Regions from separate parts of the Homo sapiens genome. Here region 1 is linked to region 2. A link is an interaction called in ENCODE POLR2A ChIA-PET data of the cell type or tissue named here. Cell type or tissue: endothelial cell of umbilical vein. All regions are shown on one strand. Links, peaks and the distances in the headings refer to the core of each region. The heading gives the core; the rest is flanking DNA. Region 1 overlaps ISY1-RAB43 (ISY1-RAB43 readthrough). Region 2 overlaps EFCC1 (EF-hand and coiled-coil domain containing 1).

Region 1 (5,377 bases), core at 82-5,081, 140 kb after region 2:
ATACTGCATGTGGAGGTGGTGGCTTTCACGGGTATAAAAATCTGCTGCAACTCATCCAACTCTACATTAAAAACGGGGGAATTTTATTACATGTAATTCTTGCCTGGATAGTCTATTTTTTTAAAAAAGTCAAACAGGCCAGGTGCAGTGGCTCACGCCTGTAATCCCAGCACTCTGGGAAGCAGAAGTGGGTGGACTGCTTGAGCTCAGGAGTTCAAGACTAGCCTGGGCAACATAGTGAAATCCCATCTCCACCAAAAATATGAAAAATTAACTGGGTGTGGTGGCACATGCCTGTGGTTCCAGCTACTTGGGAGACTTAGGTGGGAGAATCGCTTGAGCCCAGGAAGTGGAGACTGCAGTGAGCTGTAATAGCACCACTGCACTCCAGCCTGGGTGACAGAGTGAGACCGCCATTCAAAAAAAAAAAAAAGTCAAGTAAGAATATATTGTAACTGGGTGCGGTGGCTCACACCTGTAATCCCAGCCTTTCGGGAGGCAGAGGAGGGCAGATCACTTGAGGTCAGGAGTTCGAGACCAGCCTTGGCCAACATGGGGGAGTCCTTGTCTCTACTAAAAATACAAAAATCAGCCAGGAGTGATGGTGCACGCTTGTAATCCCAGCTACTCAGGAAGCTGAGGTAGCAGAATAGCTTGAGCCTGGGAGGCAGAGGTTGCACTGAGCCAAGATCACGCCAGGGCACTCCAGCCTGGGTGACAGGGCAAGACTGTCTCACAAAAAATAAAAAAATAAAAAAAATACATTTTAGAACCTCCCACTCCCACGTTCTGTTCTATTAAGAAAGAAAAAAGACCTGCCACCACCATGGTGAGACTTTCCAGTGCTAAAGACACAGAGAACTCAAGGCAGCCCAATCCTCTGAGGGCCTCAACCAAAGCAAAGGGAGAGGATTCCAGAAGCCTCTCCCAAAGCAAAGCCAAGGCATCTTGGAGAAAACAAGAATCACAAGTTTTATTTTTTTTATTGACTTTCCAAAATCTACATATAAAAACAATACTTTTTGGTACACAATTATGTGAGTTTTCACAAATGCATATAATCATGTAATCATCACCATAATTAAGACACAGAAAAGTTCCATCGCCCCAAAACATTCCCTTATGCATCACTATAGTCAACCCCTCCCCCTACCCAACTTTTGGCCACCAGTAAACACAATTTATTCTGTTCCTATAATTTTGCTTTTCCAGAACATCATATAAATGGATCAAAAATTATGCAGTATTTTGAGTTTTGTTTCTTTCACTCAGCATTAGGCTGAGTTGAAATGTTTTATTTATTTTTTTTATTTTTATTTATTCATCGATATGTTTTAATTTTATTTACTTTAATTATTATTATTATTTACAGAGATGAGGCCTTACTATGTTGCCCAAGCTGGTCTCCAACTCCTGGACTCAAAGCGATCCTCCCACCTTGGTCTCCCAAAGTGCTGGGGATTACAGGCATAAGCCACGGTGCCTAGCCTATATGTTTGTTTTTACTACTGAGTATTATTTTATTTTATAGACACACCTCAGTTTGTTTATCCATTCACCAGAAGGACCTTTGGGTTGCTTCCAGTTTTGGGGCTACTATAAACATTATGTATGAGTTTTTGTGTAACAGAAAAGTATTACATTTCTCTTGGAGAAATACCTAGGAGTGGAATTGATGGATCATAGGTTAAGTGTATGTTTAACTTTATAAGAAACCACCAAACCCCATTCTAAAGTAACTGTTCCATTTTGCCTCCTCACTAGCAGTGCATGAGAGTTCATTACTTCACATATTCACCAGCACTTGGCATGGTCACTATTTGTGTAAGTCATTCTATTAAGTGTGTAGTATCCCACTGTTGTTTTAATCTGCATTTCCTTTATGACTATTATGTTAAACACATGAAAAGATGCTCATTTGCATCTACATTTTATTTTATGTTTTGAGACAGTCTCACTCTGTTGCCCAGGCTGGAGTGCAGTGGTACAATCTCAGCTCACTGCGACCTCTGCCTCTCAGGTTCAAGCTATCCTCATGCCTCAGCCTCCCAAGTAGTTGGGATTACAGGCGTGAGCCACCACACCCAGCTAATTTTTGTATTTATTTTTAGTAGAGATGGGATTTTGCCATGTTGGCCAGGCTGGTCTCAAACTCCTGGCCTCAAGTGATCCACCCATCTCGGCCTCCCAAACTGCTAGGATTACAGGCGTGAGCCACCATGCCCACCCTACATATTTTCTTTGGTAAAGTATCTGTTCAAAATTTTGCCCACTTCTTAAAACAAATTATATTTTCTAATCGATGAATTTTTAAGAGTTATTTGTCATCCCCTTCTCCATTGAATTGTTTTCATAACTTTGTCAAAAGTCAACTGACCAAACCAGACATAGTGGCTTATGCCTGTAATCCCAATACTTTGGGAGACACAGACAGGAAGACTGCTCAAGTCCAGCCTGGGCAACATAACAAGAGCCCATCTTTACCAAAAACTTAAAAATTAGCCAGGCAGGGCTGGGCACAGTGGCTCACACCTGTAATCCCAGCACTTTGGGAGGCCGAGGCAGGCAGATCACTTGAGGTTGGGAGTTCGAGACCAGTTTGACAAACAAGGATAAACCCTATCTCTACTAAAAATACAATTAGCTGGGTATGGTGACACATGCATGTAATCCCAGCTACTTGGGAGGCTGAGGCAGGAGAATCACTTGTACCCGGGAGGTGGAGGTGTGGTGAGCTGAGATCACGCCACCACACTCCAGCCTGGCGACAAGAACAAAACTCTATCTCAAAAAAAAAAAAAAAAAAAAAAAAAAAATTAGCCAGGCATGCTGGGCACAGCAGCTCACGCCTGTAGTCCCAGCACTTTGGGAGGCCAAGGTGTGTGGATCAGGAGGTCAAGAGATGGAGACCATCCTGGCTAACACAGTGAAACCCCGTCTCTACTAAAAAAAAAAAAAAAAAAAAAAAAAAATATATATATATATATATATATATATACACAAAAAAAATCAGCTATGCATGGTGGCACACACTTGTAGTCCCAGCTACTTGGGAGGCTGAGGCAGGCGAATCGCTTAAACCCTGGAGGCAGTGAGCCAAGATCGTACCACTGCACTCCAGCCTGGGCGAAAGAGCAAGACTCCAACTCAAAAAAAAAAAAAAAAAAAAGAAAGAAAGAAAAAAATTAGCCAGGCATGGTGGCATGCGTCTGCAGTCTCAGCTACATGAGAGTTTGAGGCAAAAGGATCACTTGAGCCCAAGAGGTGGACGCTGCAGTGAGCTATGACTGCACCACTGTACTCCAGGCTGGGTGACAGAGAAAGGCTCTATCTCAAAAAAAAAAAAAAAAAAGAAAAAGTCAACTGACCATTTATGTGTGGCTCTATTTCTGGACTTCTAATTCTGTTTCTTTGGTCTATGTGCCCTGTCCTTTCACCAATACCACATTATCTGGAAGCTGGAGCTTTCTATTACATCTTGAAATCAGGTGGAATGAATGCTCCAATTTTGTTCCTTTTCAAAATTGTTTTGGCTATTCTAGTTCCTTTGCCTTTCCAATTAAATTTCAGACATAGAATGTCAATGTAAACAAAAAATCCTGTTAGAATTTTGATTGTGATATATTGGAAGAGAGAAAGAATTAACATCTGTACTGTGTTAAGTCTTCCCATACAACAGCACAGTGTATCTCCCCATTCATTCGGGTCTTCTTTGGTTTCTTTAGTCATCGCATCCTAGTTTTCAGCATACAGATCCTGACTGTATTTTGTTAGATTTATACCTAAGTATGGCCAGGCGCGGTGGCTCATGCCTGTAATCCCAGCACTTTGGGAGGCCAAGGCGGGTGGATCACGAGGTCAGGAGATCGAGACCATCCTGGCTAACATGGTGAAACCTCGTCTCTACTAAAAATACAAAAAAAATTAGCCAGACGTGGTGGTGGGCGCCTGTAGTCCCAGCTACTCGGGAGGCTGAGGCAGGAGAATGGCATGAACCTGGGGGGCGGAGCTTGCAGTGAGCTGCACTCCAGCCTGGACGCCAGAGCAAGACTCCATCTCAAAAAAATAAATAAATAAAATTAAAATTAAAAAGATTTATACCTAAGTTATTTCTTGTGTTTTGGTGCTTTTGTAAATAGCACTTTAAAAAAATGTTGTATTTCCAGCTGTTCAATGTTAGTATATAAAAATATAATTTTGAAGCTGAGCATGGTGGCTCACACCTGTAATCCCAGTACTTTGGGAGGCTGAAGCAGGCAGATATCACTTGAGCCCAGAAGTTCCAGACCAGCCTAGCCAACATGGTGAAACTCTGTCTCTACTAAAAATACAAAAATCAGCCAGGTGTGGTGGTGGATGCCTGTAGTCCCAGCTACTCGAGAGGCTGAGGCAGAATAGCTTGAACCTGGGAGGCAGAGGTTGCAGTGAGCCGAGACTGGGCCACTGCACTCCAGCGTGGGTGACAGAGGAAGACTCTGTCTCAAAAAAAAATATATATATATATAAATATATAAAATATATAAATATATAAAAATATATATAAATATATAAAAATATATATATGAATATATATGGGGTGTGTGTGTATATATATAATTCTGTATATTGAACTTCTTTTCTGTGATCTTGATAAATTCACTTATCCATTTTAGAAGTCTTTCTGTAGGTTCCTTGGGATTTTCTACATAGAAAATTATGTAGGATTTTAGGTGGGCATGGTGGCTCATGCCTGTAATCCCAGTACTTTGGGAGGCAGAGGCGGGTGGATCACCTGAGGTTGGGAGTTCGAGACCAGGCTGGCCAACATGGCGAAACTCTGTCTCTAGTAAAAATACAAAAATTGGCCGGGCATGGTGGCACATGCCTGTAGTCCCAGCTACTCAGGAGGCTGAGGCAGGAGAATCGCTTGAACCCAGGGGACAGAGGTTGCAGTGAGCCGAGACTGCACCACTGTACTTCAGCCTGGGTGACAGAGCGAGACTCCATCTCAAAAAAAAGAAAATTATATAGGATTTTCTATGTTACAATAAAGACAGTTTTACTTATTATTTTCTAATCTTTATGCCTTTTATTTCCTTTTTTTACTTTACCGCACTGGCTAGGATTTCCAGCATCACGCTGAATATAGTGGTGAGAGTGGATGTCTTTGCCTCGTTCCTGATCTTAAGAGGAAAGCATTCAATCCTTCACCATTAAATAGTTTATTGGCTATGGGTTTCTTATAAGTACTTTATCAGGGCCGGGTGTGGTGGCTCATGCCTGTAATCCCAGCTCTTAGGGAGGCCAAGGTGGGTGGATCACCTGAGGTTGGGAATTCGAGACCAGCCTTGCCAACATGGTAAAACCCTGTCTCTACTGAAAATACAAAAATTAGCTA
Region 2 (5,377 bases), core at 281-5,280:
GGTCTTCCGGCATCTCTCATGCTTGGTATTTATTGAGCACCTACTATGTGCCAGGTTTGTTTTAGGCTCTGGGAACACACCAGTAAAGACAGATAGAAACCACCCTCAAAAGCCTCTAGTGAGCAGGCACGGGGAGGGCTGGAAATGCCACTGGGGGGAGTCTAGGAGATGAGGAACCGCCACCCGGCAGGCTGAACGCCGCCAATACAGTAGGCCGAGAAGAGTCGCGAGGTTGGTACTATAGAGGGAACAGAATACAGGCGTCGTGTCTCAGTTTCCTTCAGTGAAAAAACGTTGGGGGGTGGGGGATGAGGAGGAATCAGAGCTTGGGCCTCCCTGGGGATGTGGCGAGGGTTAAAGGAGCTTGGACGCACCGGACCTAAGGGCCTGGCACCCGGAAGCAGACGGCGCAAGAAACGTGCTCAAGCGCTTCTGGGTGCAGAGGCATGGGGCCGCCGTCGTGGCGGGCGTTCGTCTGGTGCATCTGGCTGGGGCACTTACCCCCTGCCCCTGCTGCCCTGTCCCCGCAGGTCGGACTCTGGAAGAGCCAGGCGAGCACCCACGAGATGGGGCACGGCGGGCCGGAGGCTGCGGTGCGGGAGCTGCGTCAGGCGCAGGGCGCCCTGGCTGCGGCGGAGGCCCGCGCTGGGCGGCTGCGCCGTGGCCAGGCCGAGGTGCGGCGGCGCGCGGAGGAGGCCCGGCAGGTGGTGCTGCGCAGCCTGCACCGCGTGCGAGAGCTGGAGGCGCTGGCGCAACAGGTGCCCGGCTTGCAGCGCTGGGTGCGGCGGCTGGAGGCGGAGCTGCAACGCTACAGGTGAGCGGGGGCGCGTGCCCTGGGCCCAAGTTCCCCAATTCGGCTCCCATTTTCCCAAACTTCGGGTGTGCAATCCCCCTCCCACGCGCTCTCGTGTTCCGCAGTTTCTCCATGCGTTTATTCATGTATTCTTTCATTCCTTTGTCAGTTCTCCATTTCTTAAGTTATAAGTCTGCTCCATTGCTTGCTCTGCAACCATCTGCCCACCCATCCATTTATCCATCCATCTGTCCATCCATTCACCCACCCCACACACCCACCCATCCATCCATCCATTTGTCCATTCACTCACCCCCCCCACCCACCCATCCATCCACTCACCCATCCATCCACTCACCCATTCATCCATCCACCTATCCACTCACCTACCCACCCGTCCATCCATCTATTCATCCATCCACTCACTCACCCACCCATCCACTCACCCACCCACCCATCCATCATCCATCCATCCCCCCACCCACCCAGCCAGCCAGCCGTCCATCCATCCTCCTGTTCATCCACAAACACCCTCTATTTGTTTATCATAGATTGCAGTTGAATGTGCTCATTCTTATTTGTTCCTGGATTCGATCATAATGATAATAGCTTACAGTTACTAAGCACTCGCTGTTTGCCAGGCCTTGAGCTAAGTACTTTATGTGGCTTAACTCATTTAAGCCTCACAGCTGCCCTGTGAGGTGGGTACTGCTATGTTTCCACTCTGTAGATGAGGAAACAGGTGTGTAATGACTGCCTGTGCTAGCTCCACCAGGGCAGGAAGCTGGACTTGGGACCCAGGTTCAAATCTTGGCAGGGCTTTTGGCAGACGTGTGAGTGTGGGCAAGTCACCACCCCTCACAGACCCTGCTTCCTCTTGGGTGGAACACAGATTGGGGTCCCTGCCTGTGGGAGTGGCTGTGAAGAGGCCATGAGGTCCTGCCTGGCACATGGTAGATGCTTGGTAGACAGAGCCTCTCTCCCTTTCAAATCACAAGTCACCCCTGCCTGCTGGCCGGCCTGACTACACATTTGCTGAGCACTTTCTGTGTGCCAGGGGCCATCCCAGGCATCAGGGATGTGACCACGTGACTAGGACAGACTGAATTCCCTGCCCTGAGCAGCCACCTGTGAGCAGGTGAGACCTTCACAGGAACAGATGCGTGGCAGCAGGCAGGAGGTGGGGGACACTCATCAGCCTGCCCCCAAAGAAGTGACACTTGAGGATAGGATGTTACCGGGCCAGATGGAGAGAGGAGAAGAGAGAACATTCCATTCTAGAAAATTGGAACAGTACGGGCAAAGCCCTAGGGCAGAAGGGACCATTCAAAAACTAAAAGGAGGCCAGAGTGGCTGGAGGGGTAGAGCTGAAGGGAGGCCCATTTAGGGCCTGGAAGGTGGCAGCAAGGATTTCAGTTTTTCCCTTAAGAGAAAGAACATGAAACCATGGAAAAGTTTTAAGTAAGGAGGTGACAGAAGCAGATTTCAATAAAAAGTTACCCTGGCTACAATGTGACAAAGAGATGGGCAGATGGGGAGAGCAGGAGACAGTGCAGAGCCCAGTGAGGGGCTCCTGCCATCCCTGATCCTGAGAGGAAGGTGGTCTAGCCCAGGCTGGGGGTGGAGCAGCCAGAAGGGGTGGCCTTGAACCTACTGGACATCTGAGAAGCTCACAGCTGGGAGATGGTAAGGCATGGGGCTAGAGGGAGGCCTCCAAAGAGGCAGACTCTGGGCCAGCCTCCTGCAGCATGCAGTGTTTGGAGAGCCACTTCCTGTTTGCATAGCTGATGGCTAAAGAGCAGGGCTGGTTGGCTTGAGGCCCACATCCAGCCTTGGAACTTTATCCAAGAGGAGAAATAAAGGGGCTCTTCTTTGTTTATTTCTAAAATCACAACTAGTCCTCTATAGCAGAATGCTACAAGTGACTACAAACATTGGCATAGCCCTTTACAATAGAAAAAGTGGATTCATAGCCAATGCACCATTTAGTCCCCATAAGGTTGTACAAGGTAGATGTTTTATCCCCAGTTTACAGATTGTGAGAAATGAGGCACTGAGAAGTTAAGTAATGTACCCAAGGCCACACAGCCAGAAAGTAGGAAAGTCAAATCAGCCTGGCCCCACTGCCTGTGTGCTTCGATTCACAGTTACACGATGGCTGCTGTGCCTCCAGACCTTGCATCTGCTGATCGGGCATAAGAAGAAACCTGCGAGGCTAGTCCTGTTAGTCAGTCCCAAACAAAACTGGAGTTCTGTTTTTTGTTCGTTTGTTTGTTTTTTGAGACAGTCTTGCTCTGTCACCCAGGCTGGAGTGCAATGGTGCGATCTTGGCTCACTGCAATCTCTGCCTCCCAGGTTCAAAAGATTCTCCTGCCTCAGCCTCCCCATAGCTGGGATTAAAGATGCATGCCACCATGCCCAGGTAATTTTTGTATTTTTAGTAGAGATGGGGTTTCACCATATTGGCCAGTCTGGTCTCAAACACCTGACCTCAGGTGATCTGCTTGCCTTGGCCTCCCAAAGTGCTGGGATTACAGGTGTGAGCCACTGTGCCCGGCCAAAAGTGGGGTTCTGTTAGTAAGGAAGAAGTAGGAGCAGCTATTGCAGAGGCTTTGAAGAAAACACCTAGTGATGAGGAAATTGAGGACCAGAGAATGAGTGATGCTATGTGAAGGGCACACGGTGATTAGGCAGATGGCTGTGTCACTAATTTCTCTGCCCCTCTAGAAACATGCCTTCAACCCTACCTTGCCCGGGGGGCTGACCTCCTCTGCCCATTTTCTGTGGTCAAAGTTTGCTGGTTTGTGGACTGACCTGCCCCAAAGCTCTCACTCTGAAAAGAAGGAAAAGGAGAGGAGACAGAATAGCCATGGGCATTTATTGAGCATCAACTGCATACCAGGCACTTTTTCATGTAAGCTCATGGGGCCTCTAGTCTAAAAGAAAAGTGTTACTGTCAGCATTTCACAGACAAGAAAACCAAGACCAGAGAGGAAGCAGCTGTCCAGTGTGGCACAGCGACTTAGTGGCAAGGGCAGGACTCACAGCCCAGCCTGATGGCCCCAACCACAAGCTCAAGTTGGGTTTGGTAGTATGCACAAATCCTTCTGGATTCTCCTACCCCAGAAACATCGGCCGGACATTTTACTGGCTGGGGAGGGACTGTAGGCTACAATTCACCTCTGCTTTTGCTTTTCAAGTGCCAGAAGCTCAGATGTCCGTGACTATTGAGCTGAATCAGCCCCGTCCTCTGCAGTTGGCCTAGAGGGCTGCATTCTAGAGGAATTACCGGGAGGAAAGGGCCCCATGCCCCAAACAGTAGAGCCCCATCACACCCTCTTAAGTGACATCACTCTGGAATGTCTCTAGGTGCTCTGCAGATGTGTCTTTGGGGAGAAAACAGAGCAATGACTGAACTCCCCCTGAGAATGACAGCTTGAAGCCATTTGGTTAGAATAAATGACCCAACAAACACCTTTCCAGCATCTCCCAGTGTTCAAAGCACTTTCACAGATACTGACTCACGCTGATCTTCTCATCTTCCCTCTAAGGTTGGTATTATGTCGGATGTTTCAAATAAGGAAATAGACCCTTGGGGTTGGGAGTGGTTTTACTAAAGTCACATACCCAAACTCAGCTGAATTTAGACTGCGTTGAATTTCCTAACTTTGAGTCAAACTGTGCTGCCACTTTCCTAAAATGGGATCTTGATGACTCTATTGTTCATGTTAGGGCTTCTATTGAGTTCTTTTTCAGACCTGTACTTTCTTTTTCATCCTTATCAGTCCTTGTGTTGTAGGTTCTGTCTAATCCTTTATCTCTGTAGCATTCAACCATACTAATTTTAAAGTCTCTTGTGGATTGCTGTAATATCTGAGCTTCCTGAGATGTTTTACACCTGCTGTCTTTGTCATGATGAGGCATTCTTGGCAGGCACTGTCATTTTGGGCTGTGAGCCGTCTTTGGCAGGGCCATGATCCTTGAGAGTCACACATAGAACTGGCTGTAGAGTTCCCTTCAGAGCAGTTTTCCATCTGCCTCCACCAGGCCCTGATTCTAGACCAGTTTTTAATTTTGATACTTAGCGTGGAGTTTCCTAGCTGCACAGGTAGTGAGAGATTGAGTCCCATACCTGGGAACAAAACCCCAAGACCAATAGGTGGAATATTTTTCATTTTTGTTCATGGATAAGACAGCCCTTGCTGGCCCCTGGCCTCATGCAGGGAGTCTCCTTCTGTAACTCACTATGCAAGGTCTCCTGTCCCTAATCCCTCCATGGGCGTTTCAGCTCCATCTCCTGCTTTCCACACAAGTTGGAGGTCTCCTCTTCTTGATTTTGACTTTGGCTCTATATTCTTTTAAATAGTTCTATTTTATCCAGCATTTCAACATATTTGTAGATGGAAGAGGGGCTTCTCATAGCACCCCAAACCACCATCTTGACCAGCAGCCTAACAGGATGGACAATAAATATGTAAGCAATTGGAGACATTTATTTAATTCATTCAACAGTATTTTCTAAGCACGTTCTGTGGACCAATCCCCGTGCCACAATCCTTGGGACACAGAAATGGCAGTAGACAT

The links. Peaks named below come from ENCODE experiments on the same cell type or tissue, not always from the same donor. Only the 100,000 strongest peaks of a DNase experiment are listed, where the experiment ranks them.
Region 1: POLR2A ChIA-PET joins it to region 2 with 8 read pairs; 5 of 35 experiments call an interaction of 5 or more read pairs at or near these places.

Annotation. Positions count from the first base shown.
Region 1 is chr3:129,146,640-129,152,016 of GRCh38, forward strand. The region is part of intron 5 of ISY1-RAB43 (ISY1-RAB43 readthrough); the gene reads right to left. The region is part of intron 5 of ISY1 (ISY1 spliceosome associated protein); the gene reads right to left. Among named protein-coding and RNA genes, the nearest start is that of ISY1, 12 kb to the right of the region's middle. In endothelial cell of umbilical vein, for the core only: no CTCF peak of the experiment used is centred there; no DNase peak of the experiment used is centred there.
Region 2 is chr3:129,003,264-129,008,640 of GRCh38, forward strand. It overlaps EFCC1 (EF-hand and coiled-coil domain containing 1), which reads left to right. Exons shown (of 8, transcript NM_001377500.1): 2 at 531-814. It also overlaps a transcript of CFAP92 not described here. Among named protein-coding and RNA genes, the nearest start is that of EFCC1, 4.6 kb to the left of the region's middle. In endothelial cell of umbilical vein, for the core only: no CTCF peak of the experiment used is centred there; a DNase peak (open chromatin) is centred at 2,588; H3K27me3 peaks cover 273 bases.